Regions from separate parts of the Mus musculus genome. Here region 1 is linked to region 2. The links are chromatin loops, found by intact Hi-C in ENCODE. Cell type or tissue: left cerebral cortex. All regions are shown on one strand. Links, peaks and the distances in the headings refer to the core of each region. The heading gives the core; the rest is flanking DNA. Region 1 has its middle 33 kb from the start of Zfp202. Region 2 holds the start of Scn3b (sodium channel, voltage-gated, type III, beta).

Region 1 (8,335 bases), core at 57-8,056, 45 kb before region 2:
AAGCAGGCAACATGTGTTAGGGAGGTGGCCCCAGAGATCAACATGTGCTGGTCATGCATGCATTAATAATTTTACTACTTCGTTATTTCCCCTTTATTGACTTGTCAACTGTATTTTTAAGACACCATTTTAGTGGTTACCCTTGACATCCCAGTATATACCTCTGATTCCTAGTCTCCAAACCGTCACCACTTCTTCAGTAATGCCTAAGCTGCAAGCATTTCAACTCCATCCGTTTTCTCCATCCCAAGTGTAACTGCTGCCATGTATTTTCATAAGGCATGATTTTTTGCTTCATACAACCAACCCTGATGTAATTGTCAAAATATTTACCTGTTCTAAGGCTCAATGCTCATTGAGTTTCATGGTGTGATCAGTATTGACATAGTTTAGTAATCCTTTCAAAGAACCAACTACTTTGGTTTATTAACATGCTTTCTTTTTTGTCATTACTTTCTATATTTAGTTTATTGCTTTTTTAAAATTTATTGAGTCAACATTTTGGCTCATTAAATTTTGAAGCTTTTTTTCTACTCTCTAATGCCCCTCAGCACTGTCTTCAGAGTGGACTACTAATTCTCATAAGTGGTATTTACATTTTGCTGCAGTAGTGTTTGCAAAGTTTTATTAGTATTTCTTTTTGATGCAATGATTGTTTATAAGTGAATTCAAAAATCTCCAAACATATGACAATGGTTGTTTTGGTTTTGGTTTTTATCTTCACATAAAATGTTAGAGAAAGAAAGCCATATTACATTCATCCTTTGATACTTCAAGACTTTATTGTCCCATAGTTTAGCCATAATTTTAAATGATTTCTTTTTCTCTGTCACTCAGTAGTTAATGCTGGTCTGAAATTCATTATGTAGCCAAGGCAGACCACAAACTCACAGAAATCCTACTGCTCCTACCTCATGAGTAGCTGGACTCTTAGGTTTGAGCCTGGCTAATCTTAAATATTCCATGCCTGCATGGGAGCAGTACATACTATAAAACTCAGAGACGGATCTTTATTGCCATAAGTTATTACATTTTGTTAGTTAAATATGTAATGTACCTTCTTTATTTTTCATTTTGATCTATCAAAAACTGGGAGTGAATGCATTTAAATTGCTCACTAAAATAATAGGTACACTATTTGTTTCCATATATGCTATTCTGTGTTTTCTGATTATAGAGTTTATAGCTTGGAAGAATTGATGGAAACATCTAAAAACAGAAGACGTTTAGAACTCCAAATTGACATACTCTTGAAAGAAGCTCACCAGATTACATTATGGCTAAAGTGCCAAGACTGTAGGACAAAGAAGCAACATGAAAAGCTGTAAGAGGAAAAGGCCAACTTGTGTGCAAAGGGTAAAGCGTCAGAATCATTCCAGATTACCTGGCCAAAACTAGCAGCCAGCAAATCAGGGAGTGTGTACGTGAAGCCTTGGGAGTAGAAAGCTGTCAGCCAAAATCAGTGCGTTCAGCAAGCTCATCATTTAAAGTCAATGAGGAAGTAACATTTGGAAGATTAGCATAAAGTAAACAATTTATGAGAGCTAAATGAGCATTGCAGGCAACACTTGAAAGAATTCTAAACAAACAGGAGAGTTTCAAACAAGGAGGAACACCAGTCACCCATTAGTGTAAAGGGTTCCCCTTTACACACATCTTCACCCTCATCTCTTGTCTATTCTCTTAATGTGAGCCACTCTGACTTGAAGGACCTGAAATCAAGTTGTACTTTCATTGGCAAGAAAGTCCTTTCCGAGGACAACCATACAGGCACACATTGCTGCCCTGGCTTTTTATGTGGGTCTGGGTCTGAACTCCTCATGTTTGCACAGTAATATAAGCACGTCAACAAGCCATCTTCTCCTGAGCCCGGTTTCCATTTTTTCATCCCTTCTCCTTCCCTCTTACATTCCCCAACATTTTTCTTCTCTATTGTACTTTTGGTGGTTCTTAGACATTATTATTATCTTTTGTGCTTTTTTACATTTATTTATTTATTTATTTATTTATTTATTTATTTATTTTGGTTTTTCGAGACAGGGTTTCTCTGTATAGCCAGCCCTGGCTGTCCTGGAACTCACTTTGTAGACCAGGCTGGCCTCGAACTCAGAAATCCGCCTGCCTCTGCCTCCAGAGTGTTGGGATTAAAGGTGTGCGCCAGCACACCCGGCTTAATTTATTTTGTTTTGATCTTTTTAACTAATGAGAAATATTTTTCTGGGTTCTTGCTCTTTTTCTCTCCTTGCTAACACTCCCTCCACTTCTGTAACCCACTTCTCCATAACGCTCCCCTTTCTCTGTCTCCTTTGCTTGTCACACCTGCTTACTGTTTTTGCATTTACCCTGATGTTTTTTATTTCATAGAACATTCTTTATTCATTCTAGTGTTTCTATTTTATAATTTTTTATGTTAGTTTAATGGGCTTTAATCAAATTTAAGTTTAATTCTTTAAAGGTAAATAATATAATGCTTCTGTTGCTAATTTTTTCCTCTGTCTTGGAGATACAGAGGGCTGAGCCCTCCGAAAGAGCATCATCAGTAAGAAGATAGCCAAATAGAACCAGAAGAGACGTACAAGCCAACAGACTGTAACACAGAAATATGAACAGTGAAAAAGAAAAACTGGCTGACAGTGTCCTGCAAAATATCAAAAACTTTCAATTACTGGGTTTCAAAAACACCTGAAATAAGCAAAAACAAAACAACAACAACAAAAGAAAAAAAACCAGCAACAAAAATAGATGAATACTATAAAAGTTCCCTAGTGAAATGATCAAGGTACAAACAAGCATATTAGTCCAACCCACGATCAGGATGGGGAAGCCAACAATAGAGAAAAAAGACACCAAAATAAAAGGAGGAGTAAGCACCATGGGCATGCACAACCCAAAATAACTTCAGGAAGGAAGCTGAGGTTCTGAACATCACAGCAGTGGGGACAGAAAGATTGTGCCAGATGTCTAGGAAACTTGCTGTGGGATTGTGTCTCCTAGAAATGACAGGGAAGCTATACCCATGACAACATGACAATATGGCTGCCTGGACAAGACCTGAACAAGGGCAATATTAATAAACATGCTAATGTAGAAGGAGGAATTCTGATGAGGTCCCACTTCTAGACAAAAAACTACCGGAAACTAAGGACTGCTGAGAGAGGGAGACTTAGTCTTCTCTCAGAGATGACTCCCTCCCGCAACTAGCTACCCAATGCCAAATGGCAAGCCCTGAAATCATTATAGACATACGAGCAACGCTAATACAGATTCAGGGCTGTATTATTCAGAAAAGGGCATGTCAGCTTTTCCTGGAGACACTCTGATGACAAAAGAGAGATACAGTAAGAAACAAAGGTCCTTTGCGTTACATTCAAATTTTCCTTTCATCAGCAAGTGTGAATGACAGTGTATAAGTTAATCTACTCTCAAATAGATTCAATGTGGATATTGGTAACACACGAAAAGGTGAACAGTTTTTAATGAACTCTGACCAAGGGCTAAATTCTGAGCATGAGCATGTCTTCTCAAAGAAAATGAAGGCAATTTCATCAAGGAAATGCTCACCTGCTTCCTTTCAGACCTACTTGCAATTTGAAATAGTACCACTAGAAGGCTGCTCCCAACACGGGAGATTCACTCAGCATTCAGGGACTCCAGGTCAGCAAAATCCTGCTTTAGGATTAGGGAAATGGCTGAGATCCTAAAACCAACCTGAAAGCATCCTACTATCATCCCTGAGTTTCAAGAGGCACACATACAAAGCCTTGCTACTTATGACCAAGTAGATCTCCGGACCTAAGCCGGACTATGCAACTAAGCTGTTCGGTAACACTTTTCCTTGTGGCACTATGACCTGAAAAAATTCTAAATCAATACATCAAGGCAGGGTGCTGCGGGACTTTAGCAGAGAGCACAACATCACACCCGACAGGGAACACCTTCAGTCCTCCTTAGAAGCAGCAAGAAATTAGAGGGGTTGAATCCTCTCTGAGCGCCCCTTCCCTCCTTCTCTTCCCTTCCTTCCCCTCCCTTTCTTGCCTTCCCCTCTCCCTGTCTATTCTTCCTAAGAATAGCTGGCCACCATCTTCTAAAGCTCGGCTGTGATTTGTGATAATGTCTCCCTTTCCCTTTCTCTGAATATCTGTCCACGGCACTAATTTTGAATTATTTGTAAGGACCCACATCTATACCCATGTCAAGTCTCCCTGCTCACTGCCATCACGTGGCATCCTAACAGGCACATCTGCATTCAGAGGTACCACATTCTAACTCACCCATTATGTAATCCTTAAATATTGAAGTCTGCCCTGTTACTTCTCATAATGTAGTTGACAGTGGGATTGTTAAATATTGAGTTTGTCCTATTATTTCTCAGGGTACAAGTGTCCAGCGGCCCTGCAGCACGTAGGGGACGAGACACAGATACTTTGCCCTTGCTTGTAGACTCTTTCCTCAGGAAACATCTTGGTCCACCCCTTGGCTCTTACCCATACTTGCTTGCCAGTTCCTCCCTATTCTCAATTCATTCTCCACTTCGCCCAAGAAGCAACCTTCCATGTCCCCTCCACACTCATCCATCACAGCCCTGAGCACATCATAATCGTGTTCCTTTTCTCAAATAAAGAAAGCAACTCACTGTCATTCATTTTTCCAGTAGCCAGCCCAATTTTGGTTCATGTTAGAAAAGCTTCCGTGTTCATCAAATAGTAATTTCATGTCTAAAAAAAAAAAATCTCCAGGAGTCTATGTGATTATCAATCGATGGCTACAGGCACTCTTTGTAATATAGTATAATGCAAGATAGAAAGAAAACGCCTCTTACTCGCCAGTTTAATGGAACATTTGGGAGAGGACAAGGAACTATTTCCTGTGACCAGTCATCACATGAGCTTCTCAAGAGAGAGAGAGAAATGCAAATGGACTGGAAAGACGGATCCATGGTTAAGGATGCTTGATGCTCTTCCAGGGATCCTGTGTCTGTTTGGTTCCCAGTAGACATATCAGGTGGCTCACTCGCAACTCCAGCTGCAGGGAATCGGACGCTGTCTGCAGCTCCACCGGTACTAGCGCATGACCATGATACACATAAATTTATACACATGCACACACGCACTGAGAGGTCCAAATACCCTGGCTTTGAAAATCTTCAGTTTCCCAGGAAAATGAACAAGATTCCTCAGGGGAACTATGAACATTGGGCCATTAATCAATGACACTGGGAAAGGAAGGATAAGTCCAGAAGTGAGTCAGTTCCTGCAACACCTAGCCGAAGAGGATAATGAGGTTAGAACCGAGTCGGTTCTTGAAATTATTCAAAGCCTCACCAAAAATAATAAAACTAACATAGCAACCAATCAAAATGTTACTAATTACAATGCTGCGCTTCTAGCCAATGGTGTTAGAGGTTATCTAACCCTTCTAGAAAATTCCCCTAGCCCTGCCAACTCCTCTGGTCACTGACATTGTGGTGAATGGTTGACCCCTGCAGGCTGGTTGTTTCTAAAGAGTAAACGTCTTTGCTTTGCATATTATTTGAGTCTGGGGAGTCTGAGTCTCAGCCCCTAACAGCACGTGCACATTTAAAAAGCAAATCTTTGAGAGAGAAGGGTACAAAGGAGAAAGTAAAACAATTGAGACATTGGCCCCAACACCGACAACAAATCTAGCTTACCACCACATTCTGCTTTCACCCCCACCCAAATCCAAGGCCAAGTTCTTACTACTTTGGTGTAGAAAACTTTCAGAATACATCTAATCCTGACAGATAAAAGGGATTCGGGTATGACTACCAGTACCCCAGTCATAACAGATCTAAGGCACCTCCCATTGTTCTCTGTCAGAAGGGAACTGTCCCTAACTGTGACCACTGACATCAAGGCCACACCCTTATATCTTATAACCTGGACAGAGAAGTCATCCATGGAGGAAGGCACGCATGATGTCTCTAGACCTCATCAATCCACTGTTGCCTTTCATCCTAATGGTGGGCTGATGAGTGACTTAGGAGGGAGAAAGAACTGAGATGATCAGTGAAGTCTGGCACCCCCTCCCACCTTTGTCTAGGACCCCCTCATCTATCTGTAACCAGAGGTGACTCTGGGTCTCCCAACAGTCGTTGGAGGTGGAGACTCTGAGCAGCCAAACTAAGGAAAGAGATGTTGGGTAGGTCAAGCTGTTCAGGGATACAGTTCTCATGTCTGGAGGGCCTTGTAGTAAAGTGGCTGTTTTCTGAGTAACCCTCCACCCATCTTCCTGTTAGTAAAGTGGACATTGGCACAATCATTACTTTAATCCATTGTGGACTCCCTCCCTTTCTGAGATGAGTAGGCCCACACGTTGTATCTCCCCAGGGAAAGACTGTCACACAGCAAGCTCAGGCTGCAGGGATTTATAGTCAGGCAAAACTACAAAAAAGTCCTGAATTTGGCGCAAACAAATCTAATTTTAATGTAGGTTTCCTTGGAGCAGCCAGGGTTTAAAGCATACACCTTTGGGTTTTACCGTATGCTGCAGTGTCTGGCACACGGCAAATGCACAGCAGTGTGTGTTCGATCACGGACTGATGAATGAATTGGTGAACACTGGCTTTTTCAGGCCTTTTTCCTATAATATTCCATTTTTTTAGCCTCTGAGAATGTCAAATATTTTTGAATATATCTCAGAGTATGTTCAGCACCTGCCACACAGTTAGAACACAATGACCACTGATTGACCGCTTTTCCTGAGTATATACCGCCCAGCATCTTAAACTGTCATCAGCTGCTCAAGTAGTGAAAGTCACACAAACCTAAACCTCAAGTGTTTTCAACAAAATGAAAATAAGTATATAATTTTAAAGAAAAAAATAAGTATGTGGAAGAAATACGCAATGTATTTTTTTTATGTCACGTATAAAAGAAAGCTCAAAACAAGGCATAGGGGTTCCTGCCTGTTACTCCAACACTCAGAGGACAAAGGGAGGAGGATTGCTGTGAATCCAAGACAGGAACTAACTAGTGAATCCTTGGGCAGCCTGGGCTACAGGGTGAGACCCTGTCTCAAAACACACACATACACACACACACACACAGAGACAGAGACAGAGAGAAATAGAGAGAGACAGAGACAGAGAAAAGGAAAGAGGCAGGGAGAATTTAAGAATGAGCTCAAGGGCTGGGCAGTGGTGGCGCACGCCTTTAATCCCAGCACTTGGGAGGCAGAGGCAGGCGGATTTCTGAGTTCGATGCCAGCCTGGTCTACACAGTGAGCTCCAGGACAGCCAGGACTACACAGAGAAACCCTGTCTCAAAAAACAAAACAAAACAAAACAAAACAAAACAAAACAAAATGAGCTCAAGGAATAAGTAAGCCAACTGACTTTGCATCCTCCTGCTCATTCACTCTGGACACAAGGTGGCGACATTTCATCATCATGGAGTGAGTCCTAAACACCTGTTCTTTTTATTCAGCAAGTGTACAGTGGGAAGCATAAGCTATGCACTAGGAAATTAATGAATAGTGCATAGCTCTTGGGTATAAAGGAGCTTATTATCTATGAGGTTGGAGAGCTATATTGATAATGTAAAAGTACAATAATGACATAAAAATATAACATCTTCTGGGAGCAACGCTCCAAACAAGACAGGTCGCACATGAGGACATGCAAATGGGTACAAAGCACAAGGGAGGCGGGAGCACCGTTATCAGCAGGAAACTTTAAACCATCAGGTCCGTGAGAGTCTACCATGCACCCCAACAGAATAACTCCACTGAGAAGGGCTCAGAACCCCAGAGATGGTAGGTCTGGGGAGCAACTGGGCTCTCTCCCACTCCTGGGGAGGGGCAACTGAAGCCAACATTTGAAGAGTTCTTTATAGTTGTTGCTAAAAGCATGTTACAGATACTTCTGAGTGCTGGTCAGAAGAAATAAAATGATTATATGCACCCATGGAAAATTACATATACTAGCAAAATACTGAAAACAGTCAACTCTCCATCAATAATATAAGTATGTGAAAAATTAGAATCATAATCTGTAGCCCAGGCTAGCCTCAAATTCATGATCCTTTGTTGTGCCTCAGCAGCAGCCTGCGGCAGGGGTGTGTGGGGGGGGATTATAGTTACGTGCACTCTCTCCATGTTAGGTTCCTTTTTTCTTAAGGAGACAGACACCACAATGAGATTATAGGAAGTTCAAAGACAGTTATTTTAGGAACGGAGCTGTTTGAATAGGATAAGTGGCATAGGAGACACTGGTTGATGACCAAGCGTCCTGTGCCCTCAGCCCCAGGCTGTAGCACCACAGAGAAGGATGAGGTGAGTGGGCAGGGGAGGCAGCCACGGGGGCTGACATTTGCCA
Region 2 (8,335 bases), core at 30-8,029:
AGTTTTAGTTACTATGACAAAATGCCTGACATGAGCAACTTAAGGGAGAAAAAAGGTTTGCTTTGTAGAGGTGTCACAATATCATGATAGGAAGATGAAGTGGTGTAGAACTCACCTGTCTGCCTGCTTTGGTCGGAAGCAGAAAGACAGATTATCAACACTACTATGCTTTCTCCCTTTTCTTTCAGTCCATCCAGCCCCAGCCCCTTGTAATGGTGTCTTCCATATTCTGGGTAGATTTCTCCTTCCTGGGGAAGGCCCTCACAGACACAACCAGAGTGGCCCTTAGTAACCTCCTATGTGCTCAATGCAAGCAGGCTGGCAGTCAAGATCAATCATCACCCATAGCCTTACATATCAGCAAGAGCAGAATGTTTACGACAGAGAAATGTCAAGCTAACATCAGCAAGACAGAGCAGCACCCATCACAAAGACGAAGGGATAACTTACCATGTTAAGTGCTTTAAAAGCTTACGGAACAAGGGCTAGAGAGATGGCTCAGCAGTTAAGAGAACTTGTTATTTATCCAGAGGACCCCAGGCTCAGTTCCTAGCACCCACATTTTGTGGTTCACAATAATCTATAACTCTAGTTCCAAGGGATCTGATCTCCACTTCTGGCTTCCGCAGGCACTGCATGTACACCGTGCACATATGTACACACGAGCAAAACACCCATATACATAAAATAAAATTCAAATTTAAAAACACATCCCGGCACAGACCAGATGGACTTCAAGAAACTTAACGTACTTATAAGTATGGCAGAAAGCTCCTGCCAGAGGGAACAACAGAACAGCGAGAACAAGTGCTCTGGGTTTTCTTTTTGTTTTTGTTTTTCTTTTTTATTGGCTGTTTTCTTTATTTACATTTCAAATCTTATCCTCTTTCCCAGTTCCCCCCTCCCAAAACCCCCTATCCCATCCCCCCTCCCCCTGCTTCTATGACAGTGTGCTCCCACCCACACACCCACTCTCACTTCCCTGCCCTTGAATTACCCTACACTGGGGCATCAAGCCTTCAAAGGACGAAGGGCCTCTTCTCCCATTGATGCCCGACAAGGCCATCCTCTGCACATATAAGGAGCTGGTGAAATGGTTTGTGAGAACTTGAAGCAGATACACTTTCCAAAACCTCAGAACTTACCAAGGGAACATTTCAAATTCTGCTAATAAATCCTCAGAACGGGGCTGGTGAGGTGATGGGTTTTGGAGCAAGGGTTCTTGCACCAAGCTTAATGACTTGAGTTCTATATACAGGACTGACATGGTCAACTACACACATTGTCTTCTGACCTCCATACACATTCTGGAACACACTCCTCTGCCCACACACACACAGACACACAGACACACAGACAAACACACACACACATAAATACACAAAACAAATTATAATCATACTTTAATCGTGATGTATTGGTTCTGTGATATAAATCTAATTACTCTCACCTGCCTTTGATTGTAATTTTTTAATGTATCATGCTGTATATGCGTTAGTAGGAAAACATGTTTGGCCTCTATGACTTCTGAAAAAAAATCCATTTAAGCTTGAGTGAGGCCTCGAGAGCATGACAGTAGTCCTGCTCTGTGTTTTGCTTTTATCTGTTTGCTTGCTAAAAACTGTGTATAGATTAAGTGATTTTTTTTATGCCAAATTTAAGCAGAAAGTTATATTTCATGACTGAATTGAAATTGAACAGAACTATTGACAGAGTGTGCTGCCTGGAACGAATCATACCCAACAGTAAGCTCAAAGTTTCATGATACAGCTTTCCAGATTCTATGCACACATACAAAATGACTGCAGCAAGTCAGGTAAACTGAACAAACAAACAAACAAACTTCCGATTTTAACCGAACGCAAGCCCATTGTGAAGGACATGCGGTGTTTGAATATATTTTTCCTCTTGAGCAATTTTCTTCTGATTCCATCAGATTTGTTCTGCTCAGACCACACAAAAAGGACTAGCTCCTATTCATAATGTCAGAGAATCATGTTGATGAGTGAAAAAAGTAGCCAGGGTAGTCAGAGATTGGGGTTGGCTAGAAACTATTGTACACTGGAGAAGTTTAGTTCCAAACAAAAAGTTCTTGCGATGGGTCATGGAGGAAATGACTTCTTTATTGAGGAAAATGTATCAAGAACGATTAATGCAGCTTGGGGAGGAATGGGTATAGAAGTCAAATGAGTACAAAGAACTTCCTTACGCGTCAGAAGGGGGGGGCGGGGGGCGGTTAAGCTGTGAAGAGCCAGCTGTCACACAAGAGAGTTCCAGCACACTCGTCAGGAAAGCGCCTCACTGATTCCTGAGTTGTGAAAGATGTTGCAGATTTTGAGAACCTCAAAGGCTGATCCTCAACACAAGATGGCGTTTTACGACCCCGTGGCTCTCGGCCCGGGAAGAAACCTGACTGAGGACCTTCTGTGACTGTGTATGTGACATTTAGCAGGGAGCATTTCCTGTGTATAGTTCATTTACCGTCAGCTGTTACTCCGCATTCCCTTTAGGAATATCACTGTTATGCCCCCCCCCCCGACCCCCACCCCTTTTTGGCTAGAGAACAGGAGAAAAGGGCCTGGGCAGGAGCCAGACTTTTGTACCAGTCTTTCACCATTAAGCCTTCCCTTCGATTCCAGGCATGCCTAATCCGTTAAGTCAATTCGAGTTTATAACTGAGTGTAAAGGTTCAGGTTTCCCTTCCAGAAATAGGGCGGGGATGCTCAGCAGCTGCTAGGACTCGGAGCGTCTAAGAGTTGGAAACCGTCTCAACATCACATCGTCTATCTGCCTACAAATGGTTGGGGAAGGTGGGGCACCTCAGATAACTTGGGAAACGAGAAATCATCCTTCCTTATCCCTACCCTAAAGCTTATCCGAAGCTCGCATTTGGAACTAGACTGAGCACTGAGGTAGGGACAGGTGTGCCACACCCTACCCTATTTGCTACAAGCAGAAATTGCCTTGCTGTGTCCCTTGTGTGGGAACCCATTAATCAAGGCAATTCAAAGGCTGGGGAGGCAAGAAGGGGGGGGGGGATAAAGTAGAGGGCGAAGAGAAGCCAGCCAGGAGCTAGCTGGTACTGTAACTATTATAGATGACATCATTGCTTCAAAGAGATGTGTCCCTCCATTCCCCAGAGCTGTGGGCAAGTGTATTTGGGAGGCAGCAGGAGTGGGGTTGCCTGGAGGGGGTGGGTAAATAGGTGGAAGCTATGTGTGTGTCCATAACTCAGAGAGAAACCCAGACAGTAGAAAACCGAGGTGACAGCCAGCTAGCCAGACAAGAAGCCACCGCGGTCGGAGGGTGTTTGCGCTCCTCCCCCTCTTCTCAACGCGCCAGCCCTGGGAGGGGCACGTGGGTTTAGGGGTGGGGAATATGTGTCCAAGGGGGAGGGTCCATAGCGACCAAAGCGGCAGAGAGCTGCCTGCGCATGTCAAGGCTAGCAACACATTCAGCTAGGGGGTGGCCCTGGAGAGGGGCGGCTTGATCACCCAATCGCCCAGCATCGGGGCTTCGCAGGATCCAGAGACGCGCCCCGCGGAAGGGGGTCCCCCCCTCTACCCAGCCTCCACCTCTGAGATCGCCAGTCCCACCGAAGCTCCCGCCTCTTTCCACGCCTGGTGGACCTCATGGGAGCCCGGGGCTGCTGTGTACAAGACTGAAGTGGAACACATTCTGTAGCCCAGACGACGGCTGGAGTGGGGACACGCCCAGCTGGAGAAGCCTGCCCCGCCGTAGAAGCCCGAGATTCTGAGTCTCGGTGGATCGAAGTCGCTGTCCCTAGGGGAGGCGAGAGGTGAATCAACACTGACTCCTTCCACAGGCCAGCATCCCCGCGCCGGCTGCGAGACTCCCTTCCCAGTCCACTTTGCTTTGGTTGCAAACGCAAGCAGAGGAGAGGGTTGGAATTCCAAGAGTGGGGTGGGCGGGAAGGCTACTGTCCGTGGTGCTGAGCCAAGCCCCGAGGCTCGCTTTAGCGAGGTGGCTTCAGCTGACACCTACACTGGGCTCCAGATCCCGCAGACCCCCTAGGAAGGGGACTTGACCTTTTTCTTCCTCCTCCCACTCAGAAGGTCCGCTCCCTTAGGGGCAGTTAATCCCTGAAGGTTTCCTCGAAAGAATCAGAGGGCTCAGTCCTTGACAGAGATCCTCTCTGTTCAGTTCCAGAAACCACTTACGAGAAAAGATGCCTGCCTTCAACAGATTGCTTCCCCTAGCTTCTCTAGTGCTCATCTACTGGGGTAAGTACAGCACCCTGCCTTGCAATGTGCTAATACCACGCATCGTGCTAACAATAACAACACTTAAGTGATGTCGATGGTGACAAAAAGGAGCTCTGGTTTCTCTCTGTGCATTTTTGCCAGACATGGAGATCCACACGCGCTCCCAGAGACCTGGGTTTGGAGGTTTGCAAAGGCACCTCCCTGCTCCCTGTGCCTTGATTTTTTTTTCCCTCCTAACCATCTTTAATGCTTCTCTGATTCCCGTCTTTCCTAATTTTTATTTTTTCTCCTCCCTTCCCCCTTTGCTGAAAAGGAATGTATCCGTTTATTATTTCAAAATCTTGCTTGCATTTTTTACATTTGCATCGCTCAGTGAAGAGTCAGTCAGTCCTGAAAATCTCAATGATTTGGTGTATGTGTGTGTGGGGGGGGGGGGCACACTCATTTCTCTCTATGGTTTAAAAAAAAGCACAAAACCTGGATGCATGAATTTTGAGAGAGAGAAACTATAGCTTGTCCATCTGTTAAATTTTAACTAAGAATGGATGGGATAGCAGTTCCAGCCATTTGCTGCTGTGCACTGATAGACAGATGAGAAATGCATTTAGTTTGCAGGAACTGAAGGGCTTTGATATTTGGTAAGCTGGTTTTGTTGTTCTTGGGTTTGTTTCTGGATCTTTGTTTTTTTTGTTTTTTGTTTTTTTCTTGGTTGTCAGTTGTAAGAGACTCAGATGACATTGCCCCTCCAAATAAGGGACTTGTGACAATAATGCTGGGCTAAACAGCTTCAAGCATAGCTCACAATTGGATACCTGAATGTGTGCTAAGGGAATTGAACATCTAAGTGCTAATATGTGAGTGTGTGACACACACAGTGTTTTACAGTATGTTAATGTATGTCTCTGTTTATAAGTGTGTGCCCAGGCATGCATCTGAGCATGTCAGTATGAGTATCTGAATGGACTAGTGAGACTTAACAGTGTGTGTGTGTGTGTGTGTGTGTGTGTGTGTGTGTGTGTGTGTGTGCTTCTAACAGTTTTGCTTTCATGTCTTTGACTCTGCCCTTGGTTCAAGTATAGGTGCTCTTCAGTTGATAAGTCAGTTTGTATGGGTTTAGCTTACCTTCCTCTAAATTCAAATCAACAAAACCATAATGGATTGTACCCACCTCCCTTACATAAAGTAGGCTCGTGGGATTATGTTCCTGTGATGGGCTTGGCTCGCACTCTGCCTGTGCAGTGGCAGGCATGCCTCCTTGCCTGAATATCACTTTGTCAAGCCTTGGATACTAACTGTAGCTGAATGTATTATTTAGATTTTGCACGTGACCAGAAGAGGAAGGAACCAAGTTTCCTGTTGAACAAAATGCCTAGTGAAACAAGAACAGGAAAGAAAAGGAAGAGAATGATGCCAACCCCAAGGGCAGACTCACCACAACCCATTCCCTGTAGCCTACAGGAGACTTGGAGATGAAGCTGACATAGGGGCTGCCAAGGAGCTCATTTGTCTTGAAGATCAAGGTTGATATTTGCTCCAGGGAAAAGCTAGGCCGGTTGGGCTTAAGGAAGGTTAGTGTGGCAGGATAGGAGAAGGTGTGGCTGAGGCTCACGTTGTAGAGAAGGGTCTGCCGTCATCTTTCCAAACTCTGAATTCCAGAGGGTGGGGAGGGCAGTCTTGGCCCTCTTGCCCAGGACTCACAAAGCCCTGTGTCTCAGTTCTATCTCTGCTCTACCACTTTATTTTTGTTAGGTAACATCCTCAGAATGTCTGATAAATATGAAGCTTGAAAGTTGTCACAGATTACATCAAACATGCCTTTCAGCTGACAACCCAACCATAAGAGAACACCTACAGAATATTATTAGAATATGCAGAGGGCCCAAACTTCCCCCAAAATCTTTGGGCCGACTAACTGTACAAGTCACTTCTACCCCTGCTCATCCCAAGGTTTTGTAACCCAAACATTGGCTCACCAAAAGGGTTTCAGAATGCCTGGCTGTTTGTGTAAGGGAAGTAGCCTCACTAAAAAGTACAATTTTATTTTGTTTGCATATAATTCTAATATCCATTACTTCTTTTGGTCACTGTGACAGGGCAGAGTGACATGACTGATTTCCATTTTAGGCAGGAGAAGGTGAGTTCATAAAGGGCAGAGGGTTGATAGAGAGCAGTTATCTTTCCTGTCTTGGTCTTCCAGCATCCCTCGTAGACACATGTGATATTGTGTACAATTGCCAAGTGGACATTAGTCCTGGAATTTTCCCTCTGAGCCTCCCTCTCATTCCACCACCCGCCCCCCCCTTTCCTAGGAGTTCATCCAACTTTTAGCTCCCTGTGCCTTCTCTAGTTTTGCTCTACAGGGGTCCATTGTATTATTAGGGGGAGTTTTCTTCTTCCCCTGGCAAGCCCTTCCTGGACTCCATTCCTCCAAGGCCCTGCTAATCTGATAGGCTAAACTGTTTCAGGATGTTAACATCTAAAAATATCTTTATTCATAACCATGCCTTGTGCATTATTTACATTCTAATTAAAGCCTTCATTATCTTACTGTAGAGGAACCGTTCTAGGGAGAACTCAGGAAGGGCAAAGAAAAGAAAAGTCTGAAAGGAGCAGGGAAGTTGGTTCTAAGTGTTAGTCTGTAATCCTTGAGGCACCACCTTTGCCCTCACGATGGTCTTCATCATCGCTATAGAAATGATGGTGCATTCCAAGGTCAACGATGCAGGCTACAACATTCCAAGAGATTACGATTTATAGCCAGTGATGTGGCTTAACCCCTTCCACAGGTACCGCCTTGGGTGGGTACCGAGATGGTGTCACAGACAGAAAGGCAGTGAGACGGTGGAGAGACTGACTTCACTGTTGATAGGAGGAGCAAGGAGGTCCTAGGGTAGAGTGCAAGCAAAGGAGGTGGGGGAACTTTGTGGCCATTTTGCAATGTGCTGCGCAGGGCTTCCGGAGCAGAAGTCTCCTGCCTGAACACTGGACGTTAGCCAGGAGAAGGTTCACAGTGGGTACACGATCCAATGGCATGCTGAAGAGAGCAGCCCCATTCCATCCACTGCCACATGACATCTACCACCCTGACTGTGCAGTGTGCTTTCTCCCCTTCGCTACAAATAAGTGGTGGTGCACCTCCTCTGCAATCTGGTCTATGTATTCATGATAATACAGGCCCCAAACCTCTTTAACATTGCTAAGCCAGCTCCGCTATCCACTAGTCAAAAAGAACCTCCCAATCACACCACTGAACTGCTTTATATTTTTTAAAAAATTATTTCATATATATGTATGTGGTGCGTGCGTGTGTGCATGTAAGTATGTGTACATATTTAGGGGTCACCTAGAGGCCACCCCTGGAGCTGAAGTTACAGATGGGAAATAAGGTACCTGACATAGGTGCTAGGAACCAAATTAGGGTCTTTTGCAAGAAAGGCAATTACTTTCAACCTCTAAGCCACCTCTTCAGCTGCCTGAAAAAAAAAAATCATTTATTTCTCTTGGAGGAGAAGGGAACAGACATGAACCTGTGCACACATAGAGGTCAGAAGATAACTTGAGCGAGGCGGTTCTTTCTAACATGTGGGCCCTGGGGGTTGAATTCAGGCTGTTCAGCCTGACTATGAGTGGCTTTATCTGCTGAGCTATCTTGCAGGCCCTGTCCCAGCCTCCTAATCATTCTCTCTGCCTTCACCTTTGAAGTTGCTTCACCTGCCAATTTATTTTCCCCTTGACCATGCAGCATAGCAGAAGTCAGGCCATTCAACAGGGAACCCTGCAATGTTCCCTAGAGAGTGCTGCTCAAAAGGCAAAGCTCTGACTGTGACCTATAAGATTTGCCATGTTGGGGCCCTGACCTCCCTACCTCTCTCATCTCTCTGTTCTCTATGTTGGCTGGTTTCCCACATGTTGTCATTCCTCAAATATGACAGGCACACTTATTTGAACCCCAGAGTGGCTATTTTCTCTTGCTTGTCATGACTTCAACAAACATGCCTGTGGCAGTGGCTGCTGTTGCTGCTGCCTCTCTTCCTCCTCCTCCTCCTCCTTTTCCTCCTCCTCCTCTGCCTCCTCCTCTTCTTCCCCTTCTTCCCTCCCTCCCTCCCTCC

Evidence for each region. Hi-C counts contacts between places; a loop is a spot of excess contacts. Peaks named below come from ENCODE experiments on the same cell type or tissue, not always from the same donor. Only the 100,000 strongest peaks of a DNase experiment are listed, where the experiment ranks them.
Region 1: it touches region 2 in a loop (2.7-fold over the local background); 7 of 42 quality-filtered maps call a loop at or near these places.

What each region holds. Positions count from the first base shown.
Region 1 is chr9:40,220,888-40,229,222 of GRCm38, forward strand. No RefSeq gene overlaps it. Among named protein-coding and RNA genes, the nearest start is that of Zfp202, 33 kb to the left of the region's middle. In left cerebral cortex, for the core only: CTCF peaks have their summits at 3,570, 3,773 and 7,387 (motif pointing right); DNase peaks (open chromatin) are centred at 3,690 and 7,396.
Region 2 is chr9:40,265,804-40,274,138 of GRCm38, forward strand. It overlaps Scn3b (sodium channel, voltage-gated, type III, beta), which reads left to right and starts at 3,413. Exons shown (of 7, transcript NM_001083917.1): 1 at 3,413-3,799; 2 at 4,165-4,244. The coding sequence starts at 4,190. In left cerebral cortex, for the core only: CTCF peaks have their summits at 2,406 (motif pointing right) and 2,606; DNase peaks (open chromatin) are centred at 2,715, 3,471, 4,213 and 5,521; H3K4me3 peaks cover 3,848 bases; H3K27ac peaks cover 2,734 bases.